Linked DNA regions of Homo sapiens: region 1 is linked to region 2. Evidence: read pairs that join two places in POLR2A ChIA-PET (ENCODE). Cell type or tissue: Caco-2. All regions are shown on one strand. Each heading gives the region's core, and the rest is flanking DNA. Links, peaks and the distances in the headings are about the cores only.

Region 1 (15,661 bases), core at 11,468-13,967, 98 kb after region 2:
AGGCAGGAGAATTGCCTGAACCCAGAAGGTGGAGGTTGCAGTGATCCTAGATCTCATCACTGCACTCCAGCCTGGGTGACAAGGTGAAATTCCATCTCAAAAAAAAAAAAAAAAAAAAAAGCTGGTGGTCAGATCGATGGAAACAAATTCATGAAAATGTTTCCTTCAACCTGAGAAAGCTGATTAATAAAAGAAAAACATGTAAAATAAAATAAAATGTTTCTGTCTGGCAATGATCAGAATCATATTTGCTTTTCTTTTCTTTTCTTTTTTTTTTTTTTTTGAGTTTCTCTCTTGTCGCCCAGGCTGATGTGCAATGGTGCAATCTCGGCTCACTGCCACCTCCGCCTCCCGGAGGCAATTCTCCTGCCTCAGCCTCCCGAGTAGCTGGGTAGGTGCTCACCACCACACCTGGCTAATTTTTGTAGTTTTAGTAGAGAAGGGGTTCCACCATGTTGGCTAGGCTGGTCTCAAACTCCTGACTTCAGGTGATCCACCCCCCTGGGCCTCCAAAAATGCTGGGATTACAGACATGAGCCACTGCGCCTGGTGCATATTTGCTTTTCTTAACTAGGTTGCACTTAATACCTATTATAGTCAACAGACTGAGTTGAAGTCTTAAGAGACACATCAAACATTCACTTATTCACTCAGAGGGGCCAGATTTGGTGCCAGACCTCTAGTGAGGAGGCCACTAGAGTAACCTGGGGGAGAAATGGGTGGCTCAGCCACTAGAACCAACTAAGAAGACCACAATTATTAAAATTTTAATTATTTATTTAGAAACAGGGTCTTGCTATGTTGCCTGTGCTGGAGTGCGGTGGCTATTCACAGGCATGATCATAGCTCACTAAGCCTCAAACTCCTGGGTTCAAGCCATCCTCCAGCCTCAGCCTCTCAAGTAGCTGGGACCACAGGTGCATGCCACTATGCCTGGCTTAAAAGACCACAACGTTTTAGAGCTATCTTCTAGTGGTACATCTGCAGTTTTACCTTTAGTAACAGTGCCACATTCTTCTTCATTCTAGACCACTGCATTCTGAGCCATCAGTATAAACATTTATTTCCCTGAATGAGATGAAGCCAAAGACCTACTGCCTTAATAATGGACAGACAGTGGAACAGAGCATGAAATAGCTGTTTGTCCTGAAAAGGGTTTTTTTTTTTTTTAGGAAACAGCAGAGACTGTAAAGATGCTGAAGCCTCTGTCCCTCTTCCCTGGAGACCAACAACCTTCATTTCCAGTCTCAGTTCCTGTGCTGTTCACACGGATGGTCCAGTGATGATCTGGTTCCCATCCATCCAGCCTATGAATCAGGGAGGAAAATGAACAGTGGTACTGATTGAGGGAAGCTTTCTTGAGGTTTTCTGTTTCCTTATGAAGTATCTGGATGACAAGCTTCCCTTCAATGCATTCTCAGGGGCTTGGTCTTTACCCAGAGCAGAGGCTGAGAAAATTATTAAGATTTCTGAAGCAGTCTGTCCCACCCTAACACATCACAAATGCGAGCATTTGAAGAACAAGAGCCACATGCAGTTATTTATTTATTTATTTATTTATTTATTTATTTATTTACTTACTTATGACAGAGCCTGGCTATGTTGCCCAGGCTAGAGTGCAGTGATGCAATCTTACCTCATCTCTGCCTCTGGGGCTCAAGTTATCCTCTCACTTCAGCCTCCGGAGTAGCTGGTACTACAGGTGCACACCACAATGCTCGACTAATTTTTTGTAGAGACAAGGTTTTTCCCTGTTGCCCAGGCTGGACTCAAACCTCTGGGCTGAAGCAATCCTCCCGCCTTGGCCTCCCAGAGTCGGGGGATTACAGGCTTCTGCACCCAGCCGCCTTCTCTTTTTGTTAATAAACTCTTTGCTGTGCACAGCTGAGAGTGGGGACTCAATAAATGTCAACAGAGGATTGTGTTTTTACAGACAGATGGACGTGGAAGAATCCAGAAACACTGGTGTTACTATGGTTTATTTAGTTTGCTGGATTCCAACACCAAATGAGAGAGGTATTCTATTGTAGAAAAACAGAAATCCTATTGGATATAAATTTAATGAAAATCTCGAGAACTATTCAGAAACAACCAAATAAAACCATACTTAAGAGTATGTGGGCTAGGTGTGGTGGCTCACACCTGTAATCCCAGCATGTTGGAGGCCGAGGCAGGTGGATCACCTGAGGTTGGGAGTTGGAGACCAGCCTGACGAACATGGAGAAACCTCGTCTCTAAAAATACAAAATTAGCCGGGCGTGGTGACCCATACCTGTATTCCCAGCTACTCTGGAGGCTGAGGCAGGAGAATCACTTGAACCCTGGAGGAGGAGGTTGCAGTGAGCCAAGATTGCACATTGCACTCCAGCCTGGGTAACAAGAGCAAAACTCCATCTCAAAAAAAAAAAAAAAAGATTATATGAAGTTTAAAACTTCATACCTTTAAGTAAGATTATAATGTTCTTATAACATATTAGCCAGCTGAAGCGGCTCACACCTATATCCCAACACTTTGGAAGGCTGAGGCAGGAGGATCGCTTGAGCCCAGGAGTTGGAGAATAGACTGAGCAGCAACATAGGGAGACACACACTCTATAATCTTTTTTTTTTTTTTTTGAGATGGACTTTCACTCTTGTTGCCCAGGCTGGAGTGCAACGGCGTGATCTCGGCTCACCGCAAACTCCACCCCCGGATTCAAGTGATTCTCCAGCCTCACACTCACAAGTAGCTGGGATTACAGGTGCCCGCCACAATGCCTGGCTTTTTGTATTTTTGTATGTTTTTTTTTTTTTTGAGACAGAGTCTGGCTCTGTCACCCAAGCTAGAGTGCAGTGGCATGAGCTTGGCTCACTGCAACCTCCGCCTCCTGGGTTCAAGCGATGCTTCTGCCTCGGCCTCTTGAGTAGCTGGGATTACAGGCATGCGCCACCACACCCAGCTAACTTTTTAGTAGAGACGGGGTTTCACCATGTTGATCAGGCTGGTCTTGAACTCCTGACCTCGAGATCCACTCCCCTCGGCCTCCCAAAGCGCTGGAATTACAGGCGTGGGCCAATGCGCCCAGCCCACATTTTGTATTTTTAGTAGAGACAGGGTTTCACCATGTTGGCCCGGCTGGTCTCGAACTCCTGACCTCAATTGATCCACACCACTTGGCCTCCCAAAGGGCTGGGATTGCAGGCGTGAGCTAACATGTACCAACTACAAAATTGTTTTTTTTACTTGTTAGGTGTGGTGGTGAGCCCCTCCTGTGCATACACCCTGTGATATATTATTCGTAATATCTAAAAGATTTTACTCCTAATATCACAGTGGGTGTATACCAGTGATATTATTCATAATATCTAAGGGAGATGATACTACTCCTAATATCACAGTGGGTGTACACCCTGTGATATTATTCATAATATCTAAAAGAAGATATTACTCCTATTATCACTGTGGGTGTACACTCTGTGATATGATTCATAATATCTAAAAGAAGATATTGCTCCTAATACCACGGTGAGTGTACACACTGCGATACTATTTGTAATATCTAAAAGAAGATATTATTTGTAATACCTAGAAGAAGACATTGCTTTTAATACCACGGTAGGTGTACACCCTGTGATACTATTTGTAATATCTAAAAGATATTATTTATAATACCTAGAAGTAGACATTACTCCTAATATCACAGTGGGTGTATACTCTGTGATATTATTCATAGTAGCTAAGGGAGCTATTACTCCTAATTTCACAGTGGCTGTACACCCTGTGATATTTTTTATAATATACAAGGGAAATATTACTCTAGCATCACAGTGGGTGTACACCCTACGATGTACACCCTATGATGTTTCTTTTTTTTTTTTTTTTTTGAGACTGAGTCTCACTCTGTCACCCAGGCTGGTGTGCAGTGGTGTGATCTCAGCTCACTGCAATCTCCGCCTCCCAGGTTCATGCCATTCTCCTGCCTCAGCCTCCCGAGTAGCTGGGACTACAGGTGCCTGCCACCACGCCTGGCTAATTTTTTTGTATTTTTAGTAGAGACAGGGTTTCACCGTGTTAGCTAGGATGGTCTCAATCTCCCAACTTCGTGATCCGCCTGCCTTGGCCCCCCAAAGTGCTGGGATTAAGGTGTGAGCCACTGTGCCCGGCCTAAGTGTGATATTTCTTTTAATGTCACAGTGGGTGGACAGTCTGTGATATTATTCGTAATATCTAAGGGAGATACAACTTCTAATGTCACAGTGGGTGTACACCCTGTGATATTATTCGCAATATCCAAGGGAGATATTACTCCTAATGTCATAGTAGGTGTACACCCTTTAATATTTTTAGGAATATTCAAGTTAGATATTATTCGTAATGTCACAGTGGGTGTACACCCTGTGATATTATTCATAATATCCAAGGGAGATATTAGGACTAATATCACAGTGGTTGTACACCCTGTGATATTTTCAAAATATCCAAGGGAGATGTTACTCCTAATATCACAGTGCATTTATACCCTGTGATCTTATTCTTAATATCCAAGATTGATATTACTCCTAATATCACAGTGTGGGTACACCCAGTGATATTATTCATAATATCCAAGGGGGATATTACTGCTAATATCACAGTGGGTGTACACCCTGTGATATTATTGCTAATATCTATGGGAGATATTACTCCTTTTATCACAGTGTGTGTGTATACCCTGTGTGTACATCCTGTGATATTATTCGTAATACCTAAAAGATATTGCTAAAAGCACTCCTTGTGGTTTGCGCATGTTGAGATGAAAATGAGATGGAGGTCATGATCTTTTTAAGGGTGGAAAAGCATGAACACAAAGTATCATTTCATAAAGCCAATTGCAGCATCTCTGTCCATGGGGCTTCAGGGGAAGAGATGAAACCTTTGTTGAGATTCTACCATGTGGGTCAGGCAGGGACACAGAGTTATTTATGGGACAGCCCTTGTCTTAGTTGGTGAGAGGAGGAAAAAGGAGCAAAAACCTGAAAGGGGATGTGCAGGGCCAGGATGCGAGTGGGGGTCGCATTCCAGTAATAGCTAAGTCTGGGCAAGGGGGAGGACCAGGCTGTGAGATGGTGGTGGATGGAGGGGTACAAGGGGAATGGCTCTGAAGGATGTATTGGTAGATGTAAAAGAAGGTGTCCAGGGGTCTGGCCTTGCTGGAGGACTTCGGGGGATGGTAGCAGCAGCATAAATAACATAGAAGCATCAAATAGGAGACTAAGACTTCAAAAGTCAATCAAGAAGTACAGAGGGGAAAGTGCAATTTAGGGCTAGATCATGGAATGAGGAGATGGGCCAAATGCTGGGGATGGGGGGATATCATTGTAGAAAGGGCTGAGATGGCTTTGGAGGGAGTTCCCCTAACCCAAAGGTTCTCTAAAGAAAGTGGGAGTGATTTAAAATACACTTGAAGGAAACTATAAAACTGCCTGAGAAATAAAAGAAGACCCAAGATTTCAAAAAATCCTGGGTCAGATGTGGTGGCTCACCTCTGTATCCTAGCACTTTGGGAGGCTGAGGAGGGACGATCGCTTGAGCCCAGGAGTTCGAGACCAACCTGGGCAACAGAGTAAGACCCCTCCTCCCTGTGAAAAAATACAAAAATGTGTCTGGGCGTGGTGGCAACTGCCTGTGGTCCCAGCTACTCAGGAGGCTGAAGTGGGAGAATCACCTGAGCCTGGGAGGTTGAGGCTGCAGTGAGCTGAGATTGTGCCACTGCACTCCAGCCTGGGTGACAAAGTGAGAACCTGTCTCAAAAAAGATAACAGAAGATTGGGTGCGGTGGTGTGTGCCTGTAGTTCCAGCTACTTGGGAAGAGAGCTGAGTGGGGAGAATTGCTTGAGCCCAAGAGTTCATGGCTGTAGTGTGCTATGATGGTGCCTATGAATAGCCTACTGCACTCCAGCCTGGGCAACATAGTGAGACCTCCATCTATACAGAATAAAAGATAGGAGAAGGGTAGGCCTAGAAATGCCGCATAGTGGAACAGTTAATAAGAGTCTCTGTTGGAGGCCACCTGGGTTTGAATTTTTATTCTGCCACTTCTGCCATCTGAACTGGGACAGTTTCTCCATCTATAAAATGGGGGTGATTGTTCCCATCTTATAAAGTCATTTGAATATTAAATGAGCCAATGTGTGTGAGGTTCTTAAAACAACGTCTGGCATGTAGTTAATGCTCAATTTTATTTTCTTTTGTGGTCTCTTTGAAATGCAGAAGCAAGTTACAGTATTATGCCTATAACTAACATTCAGTTATTTTCCTTCCTACATTCATTAGATAAGTATTTGACAAAGTGTTGCACAGCCCCTTGTTCTAAGAAAAAGAGTTCTTGGATTATGTGTTGTGGTGATGTTGCACGTATACACTCTCTCTTGGTTAGCAGACTGGCTTTTGGAAGTCCCACAGTAAATACAGGTAACTGTTGACCTCCTGAGCTAGTGTTCTATAAAACACACTTTGAGGAAACACTGTGTTGTATAAATCTAGATCAGAGAAAAGGTTAAACGACAGATCATCTCAAAATCTCAAATAGGTCTCTTTTTTTTTCTTTTTTAAGAGTCCTCGTCTCACTGTCATCCAGGCTGGAGTGCAGTGGTGTCATGACCACAGCTCACTGCATGCAGCCTCTAACTCCTAGGGTCAAGCGACCCTCCTGCCTCAGCCTTCTGAGTAGCTAGGACTATAGGCATCCAACATCATGCCCAAGTACTTTTTTGTAAATTTTTTTTTTTTGAGACACAGTCTCGCTCTGTCGCCCAGGCTGGAGTGCAGTGGCGCCATCTCAGCTCACTGCAAGATCTGCCTCCTGGGTTCACGCCATTCTCCTGCCTCAGCCTCCTGAGTAGCTGGGACTACAGGCGCCCACCACCACGCCAGGCTAATTTTTTTGTATTTTTTAGAAGAGACGGGGTTTCACCGTGTTAGCCAGGATGGTCTTGATCTCCTGACCTCGTGATCCGCCCGCCTCCGCCTCCCAAAGTGTTGGGATTACAGGCCTGAGCCACTGCGCCCGGCCAATTTTTTGTACATTTTTTAAGAGATGGGATTTCGCTATGTTGCCCAGGCTGGTCTCAAACTCCTGGCCTCAAGTGATCCTCCTGCCTCAATCTTCAGAGTTGCTGGGATTAACAGGTGTGAGCCATCATGCCTGGCTCTATTCAAATGGGCCATATTTTTATAGCCATTAAAATAGATTCAAGTAAAACATTAGTATTTGGAGATTAGATGTATTGTTTATTTCAAGACACATCTATCAACTGAATTAGTAGTTATTTTGAACAATCAACATTTAATGATGATTGCAGCAATTACTCAAATAATTAAAGCAAAAGTAGAATTTTCGCAATAATTACTGAAGCAACTGTGCTTGACTAGAGCTGCCTTTTGTGGGCTTTAAGTCTTTATGGTTCCCTTTTTTTTTTTTTTTTTTTTTTCTGAGACAGAGTCTTGCTGGAGTGCAGTGGTGCAATCTCGGCTCACTGCAACCTCCACCTCCCGGGTTCAAGCGATGCCCCTGCCTCAGCCTCCAGAGCAGGCTGGGACTACAGGCGTGCACCACCACGCCTGACTAATTTTTTGTATTTTTTAGTAGAGGTGGGGTTTCACGATGTTGGCCAGGATGGTCTCAATCTCCTGACCTTGTGATCCACCCAACTCGGCCTCCCAAAGTACTGGAATTACAGGCGTGAGCCACCACGCCCGGCTGTAACAAGCCTTTTCTAAATATCAATTTAGTTGGAGAAATAGTTTAGGAAAAAATTCAAGAGTGCCAACTACAAAAGATAGATGTAGTAAACTTCATTAGTTTCAAGAATTGTGAATATTAAGAGCCTTGGTGTGGCCGGGCGCGGTGGCTGACACCTGTAATCCCAGCGCTTTGGGAGGCTGAGGCAGGTGGATCGCAAGGTCAGGAGATTGAGACCATCCTGGCTAACATGGTGAAACCCTGTGTCTACTAAAAATACAAAAATTTAGCCGGGTGTGGTGGCGGGCGCCTGTAGTCCCAGCTACTCGGGAGGCTGAGGCAGGAGAATGGCATGAACCCGGGAGGCGGGGCTTGCAGTGAGCCGAGATTGTGCCACTGCACTCCAGCCTGGGCGACTGATCAAGACTCTGTCTCAAAAAAAAAAAAAAACAAAAACAAACAAACAAACAAAACCCAGAGCCTTGGTGTATGTAGTCCAATCTAATTACAGGAATAGAACACAAACACAAAAAAAACAAATGTTTTCTCACTATCTGCCCTTAGGGCCACACCTCCTTGTCTCCATGTAACCAGGGATGATGGTGGGTGAATAATTAACTGCTGTTTATTGGTGCTAATGAAGAACAGTCACATAAATAATACAGGCTCTTAGACTCCAGGTCAGTATTCCCATCCTGGTCACCCCAGTGCCAGGTACCAGACAAATAGGGACACAACCACTATGTCCCAGAGCCTGAGAAATTATTTAAGCAAGTGAATCCTAAATTGGCTTACCTTGTCTTGCCTGTGGAAACCACAACAAAGACTCGTGGCCATGCTTTCTCCTCGCCTCTCTGCCTCTTGATGGATCCCAGCGCTTGCTCGTGGCATTGCATGGTGTGGCATGCCCCAGCTCTTGGAAACTGTGAGTTACAAACTACTTTTTCAAGGGCAGTCATCTCCTGATCTGTTAGCTTCACCATATGCTATAGCTTGAATGTGATCCCCACAGTTCATGTGCTGGAAACTTGATCCTTTGTGGTAGTGTTGGGAGTTGGAGCCTAATGGGAGGTGTTTGGGTCATGCGGGCATGGCCCTCATAAACAGATTAATGCTGTTACCTTGGGAGTGGATTTGCCCCATCTTGCTTTCTCTTTTCCCTTTCACCATGTGATGATGCTTTCCACCATGGGATGACACAGCAAGAAGGCCCTCAGCAAATGCTGGCATCTTTATCTTGGACTTCCCAGCCTCCAGACATGTGAGATACAAACTTCCATATATTATATATTACCTCATCTGTGGTATTGTGTTCTAGCAGCCCAAAATGGACTAAGACATGATACCTGAATAAGAATAAACCCTACATTTTTAAAAACAGCCTGTTAGAACAATTCAAGGGACCGGAAGTTTGCATTATGTTGCAAGGCAACAGTTTCAGCAGTGAACTGATGGCAAAGTTCTTTACCATCTTAAGCTGAAAATGGCTTCCCGGTACATTTCAATAATTCTCAGCCTCCAGGGCAATAGAGAATGAATCTATTCATGTTTTTCAAGCAATGAACTATCAGATATCTGAATACATAACGGTCTTTCCTCAGATACCTTTACAAGAAGCACACACATCAATCTATGGATTTCTTTGAACATTTTTTCCACTCTTATTCCTATAATAATTAGCATTTTGCAAGTCATTTTGACTTCAGTTACCCAGTGAATTGAGTGTTTTCTTCCAACATTCTCAGGTTTTTCAAAGATTATTTATTCATTCATTCATAGATCAATTAAGCAGACCCTCAGCAGTCACATAGCCTTCACTGGTTTATCAGTGTCTTTTTTTTTTTTTTTTTTTTTTTTTTGTGAGACAGAGTTTCGCTCTGTCAGCCCAGACTGGAGTGTAGTGGCACCATCTCGGCTCACTGCAAGCTCCGCCTCCTGGGTTCACACCATTCTCCTGCCTCAGCCTCTCGAGTAGCTGGGACTACAGGCACCCGCCCCCACGCCCGGCTAATTTTTTTGTATTTTTAGTAGAGATGGGGTTTCACCGTGTTAGCCAGGATGGTCTCGATCTCCTGACCTCGTGATCCACCTGCCTTGGCCTCCCAAAGTGCTGGGATTACAGGCGTGAGCCACCGTGCCCGGCCATCAGTGTCTTTCTTAAAATGTGGTGTATGCCAGGCTCGGAGACTCACACATGTAATCCCAGCACTTTGGGAGGCCAAGGTGGGTGGATCACTTGAGGCCGGGAGTTTGAGTCCAGTCTGGCCAACATGGTGAAACCCCGCCTCTACTAAAAATACAAAAAAATAAAATTAGCTGGGTATGGTGGTGCATGCCTGTAATCCCAGCTACTCCGGATGCTGAGGCAGGAGTATTGCTTGAACCTGGGAGGTGGTGTTTGCAGTGAACCGAGATCAAACCACTGCACTCCAGCCTGGGAGACAGAGTGAGACTCCATCTGAAAAAAATAAAAACATTAAAACGTGGATTTACTATTACTGGCTTACCACACAGGGCTTCACTGGCACTATTCCCTTCCCGATCTAGAGACTGGGTATATTCTATTGCTTGGCATGCCATTGACAAACATGTCTGGGTCCTTCCTTCTAAATAAATCACCATGAAACAGATTGTATCCTATAACTAAGCAATTATACAGTTGCTTTTTTTTTTTTTTTTGAGACGGAGTTTTGCTCTTGTTGCCCAGGCTGGAGTCCAATGATGCAATCTTGTCTCACCGCAATCTCCCCCTTTCAGGTTCAAGCGATTCTCCTGCCTCAGCCTCCCGAGTAGCTGGGATTACAGGCGTGTGCCACCACGCCTGGCTAATTTTGTATTTTTAGTAGAGACAGGGTTTCTCCATGTTGGTCAAGCTGATCTCGAACTCCCGACCTCAGGTGATTTGCCTGTCTCGGCCTCCCAAAGTGGCTGGCTTACAGGCGTGAGCCACAGCGCATGGCCACTACCGTAGCTTTTTGAATTTTTAGTTATGGATGTAAAATTCACCATCGTTAAGTATACAGGCCTCATTACAGCATGCTTCTTTCCTTTTACTTAAAAAAAGTTTTAAAACTCAAGAACCCCCAAATTTTTTTTTTGTCCTGCTCTGTTGCCTAGGCTGGAGTGCAGGGGTGCCATCATGGCTTAGTGCAGTTTTGACCACCAGGGTTCAAGTGACTCTTCCACCTCAGCCTCCCGAGTAGCTGGAACTACAGATGTGTTCCACCATGCCCAGCTAATTAAAAAACATTTTTTTTTTTTTTTGTAGAGACAGGGTGCAGCGATGTTGCCCAGGCTGGTCTTGAACTCCTGGGCTCCTGCCTCGGCCTCCCAAAGTGCTGGGTTTACAGGTGTGAGCTAATACATGTTAACTGTAGAAAAATGATCAGATAAATATGAAAGAGCTAGTTCTCTGTATTCTTATTCCCAAGATATAATATTTTGGTATACATTACTTCATACGTTTTCCTCTGCGTAAAGCTCTAGTTTTTTTAATGGATAAAATTACACATACAAATGTTTTAACAACTTGCTTTTCTCAATTATTAATATATATTGGATAGTCTAGAGCCATACTTAAGAATGAATTACAATTATCAGCAGAGTTCCTTGAGGGCAGGGACTATCTTTTTTTTTTTTGAGGCAGAGTCTTGGTCTGTCGCCCAGGCTGTTGTGCAGTGGTGCAATCTTGGCTCACTGCATGACTCACTGCAAGCTCCACCTCCCAGGTTCACACCATTCTCCTGCCTCAGCCTCCTGAGTAGCTGGGACTACAGGCACATGCCACCATGCCTGGCTAAATTTTTTTTTGGTTTTTTTTTTTTTGTATTTTTAGTAGAGATGGGATTTCACTGTGTTCGCCAGGATGGTCTTGATCTTCTGACCTCGTGATCCTCCCGCCTCGGCCTCCCAAAGTGCTGCGATTACAGGCGTGAGCCACCGTGCCCAGCCTTAGGGCAGGGACTATCTTAAGTACAGTCATGTACCACTTGGTGTTTCAGTCAACAATGGACTGCATATATGACAAATATCCCATAAGATTATAGTGGAGCTGAAAAATTCCTGTTGCCTAGTGATATCAGAGTCATCATGACATCTTAGTGTAACATGTTACTCATGTTTGTGGCGATGCTGGTATAAACAAACCTACTGCACTGCCAGTCATATAAAAGTATAAACACACAGTTATGTATAGTACATAATACTTGATAATGATAGTACATAATTATGTTACTGATTTATGTATATACTCTATTATTCTTTTTTTAAGACGGGGTCTTGCTTTATCGCCCAGGCTGGAATCAAGTGGCGCTATCTCGGCTCACTGCAACCCCTGCCTCCCGGTTCAAGTGATTCTTCTGCATCAGTCTCCTGAGTAGCTGGGATTATAGGTGCGTGCCACCAGGCCCGACTAATTTTTGTATTTTTAGTAGAGATGTGGTTTCAGCATATTGGCCAGACTGGTCTTGAAATCCTGACCTCAAGTGATGTGCCTGCCTCGGCCTCCCAAAGTGCTGGGATGACAGGCGTGAGCCACTGCACCCAGCCTGTTTTATTCCAAAAAAAATTTAAGCCATTCAAATTTAGCAGTGGGGGGTTGTATACGAACTTTAGTGACACTAAATGTTAATAAGTTCTGATAACCCACTACCATTGGACCAACCTGTACTATAATTTTTTGTCATTAGAGTGTACTCCTACTTACATATATATAAAAAGTTAATTGTAAAACAGCATCAGGCAGGTCCTTCAGGAGGTGTCCAAAAGAGGGCGTTGTTACTATAGGCGGCGACAGCTCCATGCCTGTTATCGCCCCTGAAGACCTTCCAGTGGGACAAGATGTGGAGGTGGAAGGCAGTGATATTGATGATCCTGACCCTTTGTAGGCCTAGGCTAATGTGTGTGTTTATGTCTTGGTTTTTAATAAAAAAGTATTAAAGAGTAAAAAATAAAAAAATTAAAAGAAGCTTATAAAATAAGGATATAAAGAAAATATTTTTGTACAGCTATACAATGTGTTTGTGTTGTAAATGAAGCGTTAATACAAAAGAATAAAAACGTTAAAAAAGTTTAAACTTTTTTTTTTTTTTTTTTTTTTGAGAGTGAGTCTCTCTCTGTTGCCAGGCTGGAGTGCAGTGGCGCGATCTCAGCTCACTGCAACCTCTGCCTTCCAGGTTCAAGCAATTCTTCTGCCTCAACCTCCTGAGTAGCTGGGACTACAGGTGCCTGCCACCATGCTCGGCTAATTTTTTTGTATTTTTAGTAGAGACGGGGTTTCACCATGTTGGCCAGGATGGTCTCGATCTCTTGACCTCGTGATCCGCCCGCCTCGGCCTCCCAAAGTGCTGGGACTACAGGCGTGAGCCACCACACCTGGCCCCAGTTTAAATGTTTATAAAGTAAAAAAGTTAGAGTAAGCTAAGGTTAATTTATTATTGAAGAAAAAATTTTAATTAATTAGTCCAGCTTAAGTGTGCAGTGCTTATAAAGACTGTAGTAGTGTACAGCAATGTCCTAGATCTTCACATTCACTCCCCACTTACTCACTGACTCACCCAGAGCAATTTCCAGTCTTGCAAGCTCCATTTATTTATGGTAAGTACTCTATACAAGCATATATTTTAAAAAATCTTTTATACTATATTTTTACTGTATCTTTTCTATGTTTGGATACACAAATACTTGTGGTTGTGTTTCAGTTGTGCACAGCAGGCCATACAGTGACGTGCTGCACAGGTTTGTAGACCAGGAGCAATGGGTTATGCCACATAGCTTAGGTGTGTAGGAGGCTGTAGGTGTGTAGGTGTGTACCATCTAGGTTTGTGTAAGTTCACTCTATGATGTTCCTACAATGAAGAAATTGCCTAACGTGCATTTCTCGGAAACTATCCTCATCATTAAGCAACATAACTGTATTTATGAAACACAACACATAGGTGATTCAATTGTTAAATGACTGTATTATAATGATTCCTCCGAGACTACAGGTCACACATTTCAACCAATAATGGGACAACTTTTCCTTTAAATTTCTGTAGAACTCTTAAGATGGATGGTGTGATTCATTTAAATCACTGATTACATCTAACATTATTCTGTGTTCATATTCACTATTTACTTTAATAATTTGGTCCCAAATATTTTAAAAGAGCAAGTTAGAAGACAGTCTCATATCTGACACAGTAAATGGAAGAATACTAGTTAATTGATTCTACTATTGTTTCCACTCATCCATATGAACAGCCCAGTCCGCTCCCAACAGTGTCTCCCTGCCAGGTTGCATTAATAATGCAAATTAATATAAGTAGTAGTTGATTATATTCCATTTACGAGTACTATGCTTGGTTATGCCTGCATATAGAAAAATTCCAGTTTGGATTACAGATTCTTTTCTCACAACTCTTTCAGTGTTATTGTATTATCTAAAATAAATTATTGATTTAATGTCTCTTACCACGTTCAAGATTTCACTTACATCTCCAGCTATGCTTTTGGTCACTATCTAGACTTACATTAAGTAAACATAAAGTAAAAAGATGTGAGCAAAACACCATGCATTTGTCTTTGTTAATGATTTAGAAAAGCCTTAATTCAAATTATAATTTTATACCATTTTTAACCCATAATAGTTTGTAATCCAAGTTACAACATAGCCCAGTAATTTTGCCTGATGAGCCAAAGGCAGTTAAAAACCAAATTCTTTTTCTGGTTTTTAATATGTAAACTGATTGTTCATAAAATTTTCATCGTTTCACATATTTAACCTATCTCCCAAAGTTTAAATCACTAAAATAACATGGAAAATATATCATTGATTAATTTTCAGTCTGAGTATGAAAAACTACCCTAGTATGGACAAATGGACTTTTGCAATAAGCAGAATCAAGACAGTGAACAATGCCTCGTTGAGCCAGGAAAAAATGCAAGTCTTTGCATGTTAAAATACAAGAATGTTTTATGTCCTATCTACATTTATATTTATCTATCATTATATATTTAAGGTATGGGTATTATACTGTATTAGTATCATTCTATTGGCTTAACAAAAGGTTTTATTTAAAAAGTTCTCTTAGTCAATGTATTTTTTTTTTTTTTTTTTTGAGACAGAGTCTTGCTCTGTCGTCCAGGCTGGAGTGCAGTGGCGCCATCTTGGCTCACTGCAAGCTCCGCCTCCCAGGTTCACGCCATTCTTCTGCCTCAGCCTCCCAAGTAGCTGGGACTACAGGCGCCCGCCACCACGCCCAGCTATTTTTTTTGTATTTTTTTAGTAGAGACGGGGTTTCACCATGTTAGCCAGATGGTCTCGATCTCATGACCTCATGATCCGCCCGCCTCGGCCTCCCAAAGTGCTGGGATTACAGGTGTGAGCCACCACGCCCGGCCCAATGTACTTTTTAAAATAGACTTTATTTATTTATTGAGATGGAGTCTCACTCTGTCACCCAGGCTGGAGTGCAGTGGCACAATCTCAGCTCACTGCAATCTGTGCCTCTCGGTTTCAAGTGATTCTCGTGCCTCAGCCTCCCGAGCAGCTGGGATACAGGTGCCTGCCACCTCTCCTGGCTAATTTTTGTATTTTTTAGTAGAGATGGGGTTTTGCTATGTTGGCCAGGCTGGTCTCAAACTCCTGACCTCAGGTGATCCACCCGCCTCGGCCTCCCAAAGTGTTGGGATTACAGGCGTGAGCCACCACTTCCGGTCAACTTAGTTTTTTAGAACAGTTTGTATTTATAGAAAAAGAGAAGACAGCATTGAGTTCCCATATATAAACTCTCCTAGTTTCTCCTGTTAACATCTTACGTTAGTATGGTTCATTTGTTACAATTCATGAATGATATAATGATACATTATTAACTAAAGTTCATGGTTTATTCAGATTTCCTTAGTTTTCACCTAATGTTCTTCTGCTCCAGCATCCTATCCAGTTACCACATTACACTTGTCATGTCCTCTTAAGCTCC
Region 2 (15,661 bases), core at 5,675-8,174:
AGGCCTAAGCAGGGAATCTCTTGAGACCAGGAGTTTGAGACCAGCCTGGGCAATATTATGAGACCCCCGTCTCTACAAAAATTCTTTTAAAAATTTCTTTTAAATTTTTAAATTTAAGCCACTCCTAGCTACTCAGAAGGCTGAGGTGGGAGGATTGCTCGAGCCCAGGAGTTCAAGGCTGCAGTGAGCTATGATTGTGCCACTGCACTGCACCCTGGGCAACAGAGAGCAAGACCTGTCTCAAAAAAAAAAAAATTGAGTTTTTCTTCACACTAGTTTCATTTTATGTGCGCAATAGTCACCATATTGTGGGGACTGTATTGGTAACAGAGATATAGAACCTTATCACAGAAAATTCTGTGGCTACCCCAGAAAGAACACAACACACGTTTAGCAACAGACAGACCTTCATCTTTTCAATTTCCACCTTAATCTTTTACTAGACTTGTGACCATGGGAAGTTTCTTAAACTTTCAAAGTTTCAGATATTTAAACTATAAAATAGAAATACAGCTGGGTGCAGTGGCTCATGCCTGTAATCTCAGCACTTTGGGAGGCCAAGGCAGGTGGATCACCTGAGGTCAGGAGTTCGAGACCAGCCTGGCCAATATGGTGAAACCTCATCTCTACTAAAAATACAAAAAATTAGCCGGGCATGGTGGCAGGTGCCTGTGATCCCAGCTACTCAGGAGGCTGAGGCAGGAGAATCGCTTGAACACGGGAGGCAGCGGTTGCGGTAAGCCAAGATCACATCACTGCACTCCAGCCTGGGTGACAGAATGAGACTCTGTCTCAAAAAAAAAAAAAAAAAAGAAAGAAAAGAAAAGAAAAAAAAAGAAAAAGAAAAAAGAAAGAAACACAAACATACCTACACCTGTGTGGTGGTAGTCAGTAATGCCCAACACACTTTATTGCTTAATAAAACTATTATTATTAGTGCTTAGGGATCAAACATTCCCTTTTTGATCCAAAGTAAAAAAGCTTTTGAGGCCAGGTGTGGTGGCTCATGCCCGTAATCCCAGCACTTTGGGAGGCCGAGGCAGGCGGATCACCTGAGGTCGGGAGTTTGAGGCCAGCCTGGCCAACATGGTGAAACCCTGTCTCTACTTAAAATACAAAAATTAGCTGTGCGTGGTGGTGCACCCCTGTAGTCTCAGCTACTTGGGAGGCTGAGGCATGAGAATCGCTTGAACCTGGGAGGTGGAGGTTGCAGGGAGTGGAGCTCGTGCCATTGCACTCCAGCCTGGGCAACAGAGCGAGACTCCGTCTCTCCAAAAAAAAAAAGAAGCTTTTAAGATTCAAAGTAGATATCAATATTTTCTTCATACCTTGAGTACTCAATAAACCTTGCAGACTACCAAAAATTTAGATTAAAAATGTCATAGAATACTTACACGTTTTTGTTCCTTCTCTAGGAGAAAAACAACTTGAATTGCCGTGGAGAAACCTTAGACTCTGGTAGCTGTTTAAACTCATAAATTGTCCCAGAAGATTTCTAATTCCCAAACCATCAAACCGTCCCTCACATTTAATTCAGGAACACGTTCGGCAAATGTTTGTGTTTGTACACGAAGTCTCTCAGCGATCTAAGTTTGACTTGGAGAGCAATGAGGCAAAATTCCCATCTTCCTACCCCACTTTAACTTGGAGATAAAACCTACTCAAGTTATACATACCAGTACTTTCAAAAGCCCTTCAACTTATCTAAGCATCTCTCTAGCCCCACACTCTTCCCCTTTTCATCTCAATATGGAACTTTGTGTAAAAGCATCCAAAGCTGAAAGACAGAGCTGTGGATTATGTGCCTGCAGAGCTTAATCCCTGCCAATCTCACAGAGGGGCACCTTACAGTTAGGAATGTGTGCAACCAGAGCCAGGATAAGTTCAGACTCATCAAACGATTGTTTTATCAACCACAATTACACAATACAACTAAAACAAAAATAACCTTGAGAAGCAATGAGTAACCTACAACTCATCATGATATGAAGTTCAAATAATTGCTAATGCCACACTTGGACAGTCAAGTTTTTCAAGCTTCCCCCTGCTCCCCCTGCCCCCAAAAATAGACAAGATTATGCAATGAGAAGATAAAGGAGATAGAAGACAATGCTCCAGGGCCAGGCGTGGTGGCTCACACCTGTAATCCCAGCACTTAGGGAGGCAGAGGCAGTTGGATCACGAGGTCAGGAGTTCAAGACCAGCCTGGCCAAGATGGTGAAAGCCTGTCTCTACTAAAAATAAAAAAAAAATTAGCCAGGCATGGTGGTGGGCGCCTGTAATCCCAGCTAATTGGGAGGCTGAGACAGAGAATTGCTTGAACCCGGGAGGTAGAGGTTGCAGTGAGCTGAGATCGCACTACTGCACTCCAGCGTGGGCGGCAGAGTAAGACTCCATCTCAAAAAAAAAAAAAGAAAGAAAAAAAGAAATCAATGCTTCATCCTTATTATTCAAAGCTAGATTGCAAAATATACTAATCTAAGAAATCTTTAGTTTTTCTCCTCCCTATAGCTTTAGTTGAGCTTTATGTAGGGTTTCTTTCTTTTATACAAAGAAGCACAAATATCTCTCTTGGAAGACTACAGCTCAGTAACTGATGGGAACATGCAAGGGCAGGTGAAAACACACAGGACAACAATATAAGAATGTTTTCTGATGCACAATATGAGCAAATACGGTTCTAGTCACTCTCTTTCTGCTAAGCAAAAAATCTGACCCAAGCCAACCCCTGCTATCTAAAATGGTCATTTTTGAAAAATGTCTTTATTAGTAATCATTTGTTTTCTGTAGAAATGGGAATAATAATAGCTAGCATTCATTGAGCATTTAATATGTTTAAAGCACTATTTTAAGTAATTCGCATGTATTAACAACAGCCCTATGTGGTAGGTAGAGAATATCATCTTTCGTTTTACAGAGGAATACACCGAGGCATGGAGAGGTTAAACAATTTGCCCAGGGTCACCCAGCTAATAAGTATTAGAGCCAGAATCTGAGCTTGGGCAATCCGGCTCCATTTTACACTCTTGTCTCTGTTGGCAGTTGAAACAAAGATGCACTTACATGGACATTGATTCCTTGCTACACACAAACCTGCAACCATATGTCAAGACTAACATCTTATAGTTTATGGTTACTTGTAGAAACCAAATTAAATGAGGAACCCAAACATTTGATTGGAACCTATTACTGTCATCAAAACCCACTTCTCCTTGGTTTTCATAATTCCCAGTGGGAAGTGTATCTCAGCAATTTTGTCTGTCAGGAATTTTGAAAAGTCAAGAGGTGAGTCCTAGTGACATTACTTCAGCTCCAAATCATAGCACACCTGAAGTTGGAGCCATCCATGAATTTTTCTTCTTTTTAGTTATGTGGCTAAATAAATTCCCTTTTTAAAATGGCTGTTTGAGTTTCAACTGAAAGACTCATAACAGATACACCCCCTTCTCCAGCCACTGCCATCCCCACCCGCACAGTGAGTGTCTCACAGGTGGGACCATGACCTCAGCCGGTCTGTTTATTCAGAGTGAACCTCAGGGCTTTTGTAGACATGGCCAGAAAAGAAGCTCTCTTTCCATTGGACTTGAACCTGGAAAGACGTGAGCCTGGAAATACGGCATCATCTAAGGCTGCTGGAGTCTGCTGCACAGAGCTGGGGTAATAGCCCATCGAGGGTGAAAGTGGAGTTAAGAGAAGCAGGGACATTGAACCCTGCAGGCATCATTTGAGTCCTGAACTTTTTAGTGTCGGAAGCCACTCAACCTCCAGCTATCTATTCCTGCCTTACAAAGACCCTAAATGTAGTGGCTTAAAACAACAAAAATTTATGATGTCTCTCAGCTTGGCAATCTGAGTGATTGTCTGGATTTACTAGTCAGCTTTACCACAGTAACAAATGACTTCCTAAATCCCAGGGGCTTGTAACAACCCATGTTCCTCACTCTGCCGTTACACGTCTGCGATCACATCAGTGAAGGCTCTGATTCTGCTCCATGTGTTTTCACGTTCGGGGACCAAGGCTGCAGGAGGAGCCCCCATTCAAGCAAGACCTGTCATCCCCTTGGCAGAATGAAAAGAGCAAAATACCCGATGGCCCTTTAAAGCCTCAGTTCAAATACGGTGTATGTTATGTCCTTTGATACCCCATTGACCAAAGCAAATCCCTGACTTTGAGGACTCCCTGTAGCTGTCTGGGTAAATTAGGTTAGCACCCGAGGCCCTTTGTGAGAGTTTAAAATAAGGAGATATGCACATACAGAGAAAAAGAGAGACCGAGGCAAAGAAAGAGAATTTATGTGTATTTCTACATGCATGGTGTGTGTATGACTTTTTTTTTTTTTTTGAGATGGAGTTTCGCTCTTGTTGCCCAGGCTGGAGTGCAATGGCATGATCTCAGCTCACTGCAACCTCCACCTCTCGGGTTCAAGTGATTCTCCTGCCTCAGCCTTCCAAGTAGCTGGGCTTACAGGCGCCCATGACCACGCACAGCTAATTTTCTGTATTTTTAGTAGAGACGGGGTTTTACTATGTTGGCCAGGCTGGTCTCGAACTCCTGACCTCAGGTCCACCTGCCTCGGCCTCCCAAAGTGCTGGGATTACAGGCATGAGCCACTGCACCCGGCTGGTGTATAACGTTCTTAAGGCAACTTCATTTCTGTGTGGAAGGTTGAAGGTCAGTCCCAACCTGAGATATAGGACCAGTTCTTTTCTAGTCAGGGAGAATTCAGGAAGCCACGTTCCAAAACAGTAAGTCAGACTTCTGTTGAGCCTGCTCTGATTTCAGACCTTCGTTCTGCTAACAGGGATCCAGCCTTTGGCCCCATCTGTAGAGTCACAGCAGCTCTGCTGCTGCTCATCCGCTGGGGCTACTGCCAATTGCTGCTCAGTCCCTTGCTGTCTTCATAGAGCCTTGGTCACAAGCTTCTTCTCGAGGACAACTACAGGGTCTGCCCCAGGTACATCCCCACCCATGAGCATCTAGTTTCCACCTCCTTTCTGCCTACCAGTCAGGAGCTAAGATAATTCTGATAATATAGTAATAATAGCATCTGTCATTTATTGCATATAGTAATAATAGCATCTACCATTTATTGCATATAGTCTCAAATTCTTATGTATCCCAGAAGTGCAGCTATTTCCAGCTGGGCCTCTGTTTTCATTAGGCATCATTCTTAATATAGATCTCAACCCTTCTTCAAGTCCCCCAGAACAATCCATGAACACCAAAAGTGTTCACGAGCCATGTGTAATTGACTGAGGCTTCCCCAAAACAGTGGAGTAGAGATTTATAGGGCACACCCAACAGAAGCAGCTTTTCTCTAATTTCCTTTTCTGCTGTGCTACCATCAAGGCTCCTCCTTCTCCCCACATCTCGAAGCTTAGCCTTCTCAGTCGTATGCTGAATGCATACTGAAGTAACAGATAATGGAATATGTAACTACATAAAGCTTAAATAATAGGGTTTATTATCTCTGGGGGTATCATTTTCAGGCTTTGTTAATTCAGGGACCCAACAACATCATCAAGCACTCAACCCATGTGTTTTCTACTTCCCTCTGTGCCATCCCCAGCCTGTTGGTTTTCATCCTCAGAGTTTCCCTCATGGTCACAAGAAGGCTGCCACAGCTCCAGGAATTACGTCCACACATAACTATATCTAAAGATAGGAAGAGGACCATTATTCCTCCTCCCCACATCATAAAGGAAAAACTTTCACAGAAACATCTCAGAAGACTTACCTTTAAACTCCTCCACTGGGGTTGGGTTACATGCTCATGCCCTAATAATAAAAGTTATTCAGCTGAGACAGGAGAATCGCTTGAACCCAGGAGGTGGAGGTTGCAGTGAGCTGAGATTGCGCCACTGCATCCAGCCTGGGCGGCAGTGCATGACTCCTTCTCAAAAAAAAAAAGTTATTCAGGTTGAGTATCCCAAAATGCTTGGGACCAGAAGTGTTTCAGAATTCAGATTTTTTTCCCTCCCGATTTTGAAATATTTGCATTATACTTACCAGTTGAGCATCCCTAATCCAAAAACCCAAAACCTGAATGTTCTGATGAGCATTTCCTTTGAGCACCATGTTGACACTCAAAAAATGTTGGATTTTGAGGCATTTCGGATTTCAGATTTTGAGATTAAGGGATGTTCAACCTTTATTGACATTTTTAGCCTCTGGAGTTGGAAAGTGGATTCTGACAGCAAGGATGAAAGATGAGGAGAGAATGGCTGTTGGGAAGAAAACCACCAGACTCACCCACCCTGAGTAGCTTGGTGTCCTACTCACCTGTGTGCTCTGCAAAGTACAACGCCCAACTATGACTAGGCCATGCTCTTGAAGCCTGGGTAAGAGCCATCTAACATTACTCAGGAAGGCCTTTAGAGTCCGACCTCTGCCCCAACCCTAGCAAGGTTATTAAAGCCAGGGATATCAAAACTCCTTCCTTAGAGGAGTTTTACTCATCTTTATACCTTTACTGCTTCTCCACATGCACAGCAATTCTGCAGTCTGAGAATTATCTCATTTTTTCAGATATGGAAGCTGAGTAGCAGAGAATTTAAGTGACTCACTCAGAGTCAGATAACTACTAAATGGTAGATCAATATTTGAACCCAGGGCTCTCTGGTTCCAATGTCCTTGCTGTCACTGAAAGCAGAACAAAGACCCAAAAGAAAAAGCAAAGAAGACAGACTAGGCTTAAATTTTAGCAGAAGAGTAAATATCTTCTTGGTCCTTTAGTAACTTAAAACCATTACAAGTTTCTACAGAGGAATGTAATTTCTGTCCTTGGTTATCTGGAAAAGATAAAACAGAGCCGTGCTTTCAGTACTTGGCCGAGGACATGGGGGCATTTTAAAGTGTTGGAATGATTGAACACAAGCCATGCTGCTGAGTCCTGGACACCCAACACTTTAAATGAGGCCTGGGGAGACATTTACTGAGGATCTGGCCCCTGCCCCAAGAAAGGGGGTCCCAGGCCAAAAAGCTGAGTAAACAGATATTTTTGCCACAGTGTGGTAAGTGCTATTATGGAACTATGAACAGGTCTGTGAGAGTGTGGGTGGGGGAGAGGGGCGGGGAGGGTGGACGGTAGAAAAACCCCTGACTGAGGTCATCCCTGTGTTCCAGGACAGTGCAGTCACTCATTGCAAAACAGGGACCCTGAGTCATGAGGAAAGAGCTAAAGTAAATTCAGTAGACACCATTAAACAAGGCAGGGGATGGGAGATGTCTTGGAACGATTTCCTTCCAATATGGTTTACAGGAAAACATTTTAGCAATTCTGAATGTAAATTTCAGGGGTTTGTTTGTTTGTTTTTAAGCTTACTTTATGGAGCATTACACATGGCTTTATGAGGATTAGTTCTTACTTCATGTAATATAGTAAGTAATTTGCATACACTATCTCATTTAAAGCTTAAAATAATCCTGTGAAGTTGATAGTTCTATTTTCCCACTCAAAAAATTTTTTTTTTATTTTCGGTGTGGAGTGGTAACTCATGCCTATAATTCCAGCACTATGGGAGGCCGTCAAGGAAAGATCGCTTGAGTCCAGGAGTTTGAACCAACTTGGGCACCATAGTGAGACCCCATCCCTATAAAAAATACTAAATAAAAAATTAAATTTTTTTCAAAAATTTTAGTTGCTTCCCCCAACACAGTGCACACTATTTTAGGTACAGCAATTGATCAGAGAGGCAAGACAGCTTGTCCAGGGTCTGTCAGTTCTTCATTGGCAGAGTTGGAATCAGACCCTCCCTGTCATGAGGCCAAGGTGCCTTCTGAAAAATTCACTCCCAGCAAACACATGATTTCCTGGGAGAGGTGGTTATAGCTTAGTATACTGGATCCAGATAGAAAATAGGTGTTCTGTGCTCACAGTGGAAAAGCAACAAAAATGGTAATGAAGGTTGAATGATCATCAGTAGAAAGAAACTTTTTTTAAAAAATGGATAATGGACAATGCTCTATCCTCATATATTTCTGTAACAAAGAATTAAGGAATTCAAAGTTTTAAGGAGAAAAGTTTGTCACCCTGTATTTTCTATAGCTTGGGCAAATTGACAGACGTGCTACAAAATGGAAGCAGTTAAACAACATCCAATCCAGACCATTGCCACTCAGAGTTCCTCATCCCCTGGTTGCTTGTTAGAAATGCAGATTCTTGGGCCCCTTCCAGGCCTACTGAATCAATTGAACAGGAACCCCAGTTGATTTGCATGCACATTAAATCTGAGGGGCTTGCTGCTCTACATAGATACCTTTCTCTGCCATTGTTTCGTCCATTGCAGATAATGTCTTACGAGTCTATGAAAATCAAACACATGAGCAGGTCATGTTGTGAGCTGCAGAAGACAAATTTGACAACAAAGCAACATTTGCTATCTTTTTTAACTAAGTTTAATTTTAACTTAATCTAGTAACTTCTTTTGAATAGGTTTTTGGGAGGATTTGTGGTCCTACAAGAGGAGAGGGAAGATAATGGGGAAAAAGAAGTCAGCAGGAAGGAAAAGGAGGGTATTTTCCCCAATGGCGCAGACCAATCATATGACACCCTTAATGTGTTATCAAATTTCTACAGGGGTCAGATGTGAAGCCCATTACCTGACATGCCCGCTGGGTGGTCTGGACTTTGAACAATGGCTCCTCCCATCTGGAACCCTCTGCTATTTTGCAAACGTTTCAATGGCTCTGCTGAAAGCCAGGAAACAACAGCTGGTGAATAATCTCATTTTATATTAATAGAGCAGCACTGACCTATCCAGGTCCCTTAATACTTCACGAAACAGAACATCCTTTCTTTCCCAGGGCAAGGAAGGGAAGTCTCAGCCATACCACATTACAGCATGAGTAGGGGCCCTGAAGAAGAATGAACAGAAAGAGTTTTTTCTTGCAAACCCACCTCACTGGACTTTTTCAGATGAGGATTAAGTTAAGCTAAAGGAGATGGAAGAGAATATCTGCATTAAATCCCTGGACTTTACCTATGCAAAGAAATAACCAGAAAGTAAGAAGATTCTTGCCCCAGCCTTGCCTCTGTCTTCTGTATGTGCAGCTCTTTCTGTGAAATCAAGGTAGAGATGTCCAAGTTAAGTGACAATCTGAAAGATAAATATGGACTATTTTTAATACCAGGGCTAGCTGGTGGATTAATGTTAGTGGAGTCAAATAAAACAGAATGTGACAACACCACCAGTTAATGAGTGTTTGTGTCTGTGCCGGTAGCATTTTTAACGCTGTAGAGAATTGCAAAGGAATAAGGTATAATCTGTGATTTCAAGGAACTTCATTTTGCTGGAGGATTTCTTCAACACAAATGACTAGAAGCAAGGATGTAAAATATAAACTGAAAGATACATATCTTAGCCAATTATACCATCACTGACACATACAGAAAAGGAAGATTAAAATGTTTTGATTAAGCAACATTTCTAGAGATTCTGTCAAAACTTAAACAAACAAACAAAAAATCCTGGAAAACAGTAATCCTTTCTTTAACATTTACAAAAGTTCAATTGGGTATTCCTGCTCCAATTTTCTCAGTGTGGAATAGATGGAAAGTTGCTAGAAGGGAGTGGTTACATGCCACCAGAGTAAGCAAGCTGGACCAGGCATAGAAACTAGCTGATGAGAGGTAGGGAGAATGGCAGAAACTTCTTAAAACAGTAGTTCCTAACCTTTGCCTTTTGTCTGGGTCAAGGACTCTGTGATGGTTAATTTTATGTCTCACTTTGGCTAAGTGATAGTGCCCAGATGTATATGGTCAAACCTTATTGTGGACATTTCTGTGAGGGTGTTTTTGGGTGAGACTAACTTTTCAATTGGTGGACTCTGAGTATAGCAGATGGCCCTCCCTGATATGGGTGGGTCTCATTGACTCCACTGAGGGCCTGAAAAGAACAAAAGACTGACTCCCCCTGAGCAAGAGGGGATTCTCTGGCCTGACGACCTTCAGACCTTAACTGAAGCCTTGGCTCCTCCTGGTCTCCAGCCTGCCAGCCCACCCTGCAGGTTTGAGACTTGCCAGCCTCCACAGTCATGAGCCAATTCTTTAAAATAAATCTCTTTATAGACACATCCTATTAGTTCTGTTTCTCTGGAGAACACTGACTAACACAGACCCTTTTGTGAGTTTTTAGAAGGAATATTTATTGAATGTCTTCTATGTGCCTAATTATGGACTCTGATCCCAGAAAATTGCACATGAACACAAAATTTTACTTACGGTTTCCAGGGAATCACCAAACCCTTGAAGCACATCCATGGACTCCCTCCCTTCATTTAAAAACTCCTGGGCCTCCAGCCTTTTATATAAAGGAGACGTGGCTGAATATTTCCCCATCCAAATATTCCTGCTCTGAAAGCAGTTACCACCTGGTGGGTGAAGTAAGGAGTCTACCTGCCCACAGCTACAAAAGGACCAGGAAGGCGTCCGGCCACATAACTCTCTCTCCCTCACCTCTCTGGGAGGCCAGGAATTTCTACGTTAGCATCAGCACTCTGGGGTGGACGTTTGTTCACTTAACTAGAATAAGGCATTGTTACTACCCATGGTATGGCTGAGCCTAGCTGGTTGTTCTTAAGCTTAAACATCAGCACTGCCTTCCTTGACATTCTCCTTATCTCCTCGTCCTTGCTGATGGACTGTGAGTGAAGGTGATGTGTGTCACCTCCAGTCAGAGGCCATGCAGATGGGGATGCCTTTCATGACCTTTCCCCGCTTTCACCAGACTCAGTGAAGGACTTCTCTGAGGTATTGACAGAGGCCTCAGATGGCCAAGGGGCCAGATCCTCTTTCTCCTGCACTCCACACTGGATTGTGACACAAGCAAAAGATCATCCTTTATTTATGTTACTTATGTTAAATGACTGAGATCTGGACCTTGTTTGTTAGCTTATCCTGACTAATGCATACAGGAATTTTACCATTATGAGAAAGACAGTAAAAATATTAGACAAATACCAACTTAAAAATTCTAATATGATCTAGGCTGGGTGCAGTGGCTCACGCCTGTAATCCCAGGACTTTGGGAGGCCAAGGCGGGTGGATCACGAGGTCAGGAGTTCGAGACCAGCCTGGCCAACATGCTGAAAGCCCGTTTCTACTAAAAATACAAAAAATTAGCCGGGCATGGTAGCACGCACCTGTACTCCCAGCTAATCGGGAGGCTAAGGCAGGAGAATCACTTGAACCCAGGAGGCGGAGGTTGCAGTGAGCCAAGATCGCACCACTGCACTCCAGCCTGGGTGACAGAGCAAGACTCTGTCTCAAAAAAAAAAAAAAGATTCTAATATGACCTAAGCCATTATTACCCATTGACCTTAGCAGAGACTAAAGCCTGGGTCCTGAGGAAGTAGCTATGTTTAGGACTAAGAACTCCAAACTCAGAGACCGCAGGAGAAGACTAGGCTTCTGCTGGAGGCAGTCATGCTGCACAAGTCCAGGAGGCTCCATTCACCCAGATTCTGTAGTTCCCTGGAGTTGTACAGTGCACTGCCTGCACAACTGTACAAAGTAGCCCTGCTACTGGTAGTGGCAAAGCAGCACAAAAGAGGCAGGAAGAAATAAAAGAGAGAGAGGAAGGGTGACATGGGAGCCTGCTATGCCTCTCTCATGACCTCATCACCCAGTCAAGTGCTGGCCCTGCTCATTGCTGAGATACCTGAAAAGTCCACCCACACCTCAGCTAATCAGATTCTAGGACCAGCCTTGGTTTGGGGGCCTTTTTGTCTATGAAAAGAAGCATATCTCCCCTGAACTAGTTCTTGAGGGTCTACCTTAAATTATTGGTTACTAAAGGAAAAATAGTACAAAGGGTAACCTGTATGTTGGCCCTGCAGTTAGAAAATAGGGATTATTATTCCCATTTGTCACAGAAAACCTTTCTTTCTTCTTTCTTTCTTTTTTTCTTTCTTTCCTTCCTTCCTTCCTTCTTCCATTCCTTTCCTTTCCTTTCCTTTCCTTTCCTTTCCTTTCCTTTCCTTTCCTTTCCTTCTCTCTTTCTTTCTTTCTTTCTTTTTTTTGACAGAGTCTGGCCTTGTCGCCCAGGCTGAAGTGCAGTGGTGCGATCTTGGCTCACTGCAACCTCCACCTCCCGGGTTCAAGAGATTCTCTTGCCTCAGCCTCCCGAATAGCTGGGATTACAGGTGCCTGCCACCACACTCGGCTAATTTTTTTTTTTTTTTTGTATTTTTGGTAGAGACGGGGTTAAATCATGTTGCCCAGGCTAATCTCGAACTCCTGAGCTTAAGTGATCCGCCCACCTCAGCCTCCCAAAGTGCTGGGATTACAGGCGTGAGCCACCATGCCCAGCCACCCTCACACCCACTTTTAAAACACTTTATATTATAGAACACTTCAAAGATATACAAAATAGGTAAAATAATGTAATGGACCATCATTAGGCTTCAACAATTATCAACGTGTGGAAATTCCATTTCATCTATTTCTCTCTAACCCTTATTCTCTCCCCTATTTTCTACCACTTTTCTGGATTATTTTGAGATGCATCCCAGACTTCATATCATTTCATTCATACATATTTTAGTATGTAGCTCCAAAAAAAAAAGGATTCTGTTTTTTTAAAAAGCATAACCATGACGTCCTTATCACACCTAAGAAACTTCGTTAATATTGACAAATATTCAGAGTTCAAATGTCTCCAATTTTCTCATAATTTTTTTCTACAATTTGTTTAAATTAGTATTCAAACATGATTCACACCTGCAGTTGGCTAATATGTCTACTGGCTCTCTTTTCAGTAACAAGCTGCCCTGTCTTCTTTTCTTTTCTTTTCTTTTTTTTCTTCCAATTTATTTGTTGGAGAAACTGGGCCATTTGTCCTGTTGAGTTTCCCACATTCTGAATTTTGCTGATTGCATCCCTGTGGTGTCATTCCACCTGTTTCCCTAAGCCCTGTATTTCCTGAAAAGTGTCTGCTAGATCTACAGCCTTGAACAATTCCAGCTTGATATTTTGACAAGGTTATTTCATAGGTGGTGTTGCGAGCTTTTGCATCTCATCAGGGGCACATGTCTGCTTCCCTCCCATTTTTGTAATGTTAAGATTAATTAGAGGATTCGGGTATTGCCAGCTTAGTCCATCCATTAGAGAGTTCCCCATCAGCATTTCCCCTAATAGTTTTAACAGCCATTGATGACCAGTGCTTGGATACATTATTTCTATGATTGCAAAATTATGGTATTCTAATTCTATCATTCCTCCTTCATCTATTAGCTGAAATGCTTCTAAAAGAAGACCTTTCCCTCAACAACAATTTAGTTACCCTGAAATACAGTTCATATACAAAAGACAAATGCTCAATTCTTTCCCTTTTTAAATCAGTTTTCAGAGTAATGAGTTGGTTCCCTAGCAACCCGTAAAGGTGACCTATGAGAATTTTTTTTCTGGTATAATTATAAACTCATGGATTTTAACATATTTGATGTATTTCAATCCAGTGTGGATGCTTGAATTATTCCATCTTTGAACAGTGAGTTTCTTTCTATTGGTTCCTAACCTAAGCATTTAGGACACAACCAAGTCATCTCTGAAAGCTTCGTTACTTTCCAGCATGTCAAAATGTCTATTTCTTTTCTTTTCTTTCTTTTTGAGAGAGAGAGACAGAGAGTCTCCCTCTGTCATCCAGGCTGGAGTGCAGTGACACAATCTCAGCTCACTGCAACCTCCGCCTCCTGGGCAGAAGCAATCCTCCTGCCTTAGCCTCCCAAGTAGCTGGGACTATAGGCACTTACCACCATGCCCAGCTAATTTTTGCAGTTCTTTTTTTTTTTTTTTTGAGACGGAGTCTCCCTCTGTTGCCCAGGCTGGAGTGCAGTGGTGCAGTCTCGGCTCACTGCAAGCTTGGGCTCACTGCAAGCTCCGCCTCCCAGTTTCACACCATTCTCCTGCCTCAGCCTCCCGAGTAGCTGGGACTACAGGCGCCCACCACCATGACCGGCTAATTTTTTTGTATTTTTAGTAGAAACGGGGTTTCACGGTGTTAGCCAGGATGGTCTCAATCTCCTGACCTCGTGATCCGCCCGCCTCGGCCTCCCAGTGCAGTTCTTTTTTTGTAGAGACAGGGTTTCGCCACGTTTCCCAGGCCGGTCTCAAACTCTGGGGCTCAAGCAATCCGCCTACCTTAGCCTCCCAGTGTTTTGATTATGGGCGTGAGCCACCAGGCCCGGCCCAAAATGTCCGTTTCTTGCCTCAGCTCTGGAATCAGTGATTATCCAAGGACGCCCTGGTTCCCTTTAGTGACAAATTGGATTTAGAAACCACAGTCACAGAGCTGGCCACCTCCCTACCTAGGAGCCCTCTCCCTCAGGTCCCTCACATCTTCATTTGATCCTACTTTTTTTCCCCAATCCTTGACTGTCCCAGCTTTTCCACAAGGGAACAAAAGATTAATAGCTAAAGGAAACTCATGATATAGTCATGTGTCACCTAATAACAGAGATGTGTTCTGAGATATGCATCATTAGGAGTTTTCGTCATTGTATGAACCCCGTCATGTTCTCACACAAACCTAGATTGTACAGCATGCTGCATGCCTAGGCTAATGCTATAACCTATCCCTCCTAGGTCACAAACCTGTACAGCATATTACTGTACTGAATATTGTAGGCAATTGTAGCACAATCGTACGTGTATGTCTATCTAAACATATCTAAATATAGAAAAGGTGGCTGGGTGCAGTGGCTCATGCCTGTAATCCCAGCACTTTGGGAGGCCGAGACGGGCGGATCACAAGGTCAAGAAATCAAGACCAGCCTGGCCAACATGGTGAAACCCGTCTCTACTAAAAATACAAAAATTAGCTGGGCGTGATGGCATGCGCCTGTAGTCCCAGCTACTAGGGAGGCTGAGGCAGGAGGATCACTTGAACCCAGGAGGCAGAGGTTGCAGTGAGCTGAGATTGCACCACTGCACTCCAGCCTGGGTAACAAGAGCAAAATTCCGAAAAAAAAATTAATTTAAAAAACCGAAAGAAAGAAAAGGTACGGTAAAAATTCAGTGTTATAATTTCATGAGATCACTCTCCTATATGCGGTCCATCATTGACTGAAATGTCTTTATGAGGTGCACGACTGTAACTGAAAACAGTTATCACCTTGATACAGGTGAAGATTGAGACAAATCTCTTCTTTAGTGGAACGTGTCTAATTCCCTCACATGAATAGCCTACACTCTTTCCCTTGGTTATAAGGGCTCCAAAACTACTGAGTCCCCAAAACCAAGGAGGTAGGGGGTTGAGGGACATTTACCTTTGCCTAATGAAGGTTTTTTTTTTTTTTTGAGACGGAGTCTTGCTCTGTCGCCCAGGCTAGAGTGCAGTGGCGCGATCTTGGCTCACTGCAAGCTCTGCCTCCCGGGTTCATGCCATTCTCCTGCCTCAGCCTCCCAAGTAGCTGGGATTACAGGCTCCCGCCACCATGCCTGGCTAATTTTTTAAATATTTTTAGTAGAGACGGGGTTTCACCGTGTTAGCCAGGATGGTCTCGGTCTCCTGACCACGTGATCTGCCCGCCTTGGCCTCCCAAAGTGCTGGGATTACAGGCGTGAGCCACTGCGCCCGGCCTGAAGTTTTATATATAATACAAGGAGAGCGCATCCTTTCTCTACAGGTGTCTTTTGCACTCTGGTAATCAAACAGTTGT

What was found. Peaks named below come from ENCODE experiments on the same cell type or tissue, not always from the same donor. Only the 100,000 strongest peaks of a DNase experiment are listed, where the experiment ranks them.
Region 1: POLR2A ChIA-PET joins it to region 2 with 8 read pairs; 3 of 35 experiments call an interaction of 5 or more read pairs at or near these places.

What each region holds. Positions count from the first base shown.
Region 1 is chr13:49,896,367-49,912,027 of GRCh38, forward strand. It overlaps the pseudogene RNY4P9. Among named protein-coding and RNA genes, the nearest start is that of SPRYD7, 32 kb to the right of the region's middle. In Caco-2, for the core only: no CTCF peak of the experiment used is centred there; no DNase peak of the experiment used is centred there.
Region 2 is chr13:49,804,307-49,819,967 of GRCh38, forward strand. No RefSeq gene overlaps it. Among named protein-coding and RNA genes, the nearest start is that of KPNA3, 19 kb to the left of the region's middle. RefSeq lists an enhancer at 7,781-8,282. In Caco-2, for the core only: no CTCF peak of the experiment used is centred there; DNase peaks (open chromatin) are centred at 6,365 and 7,005.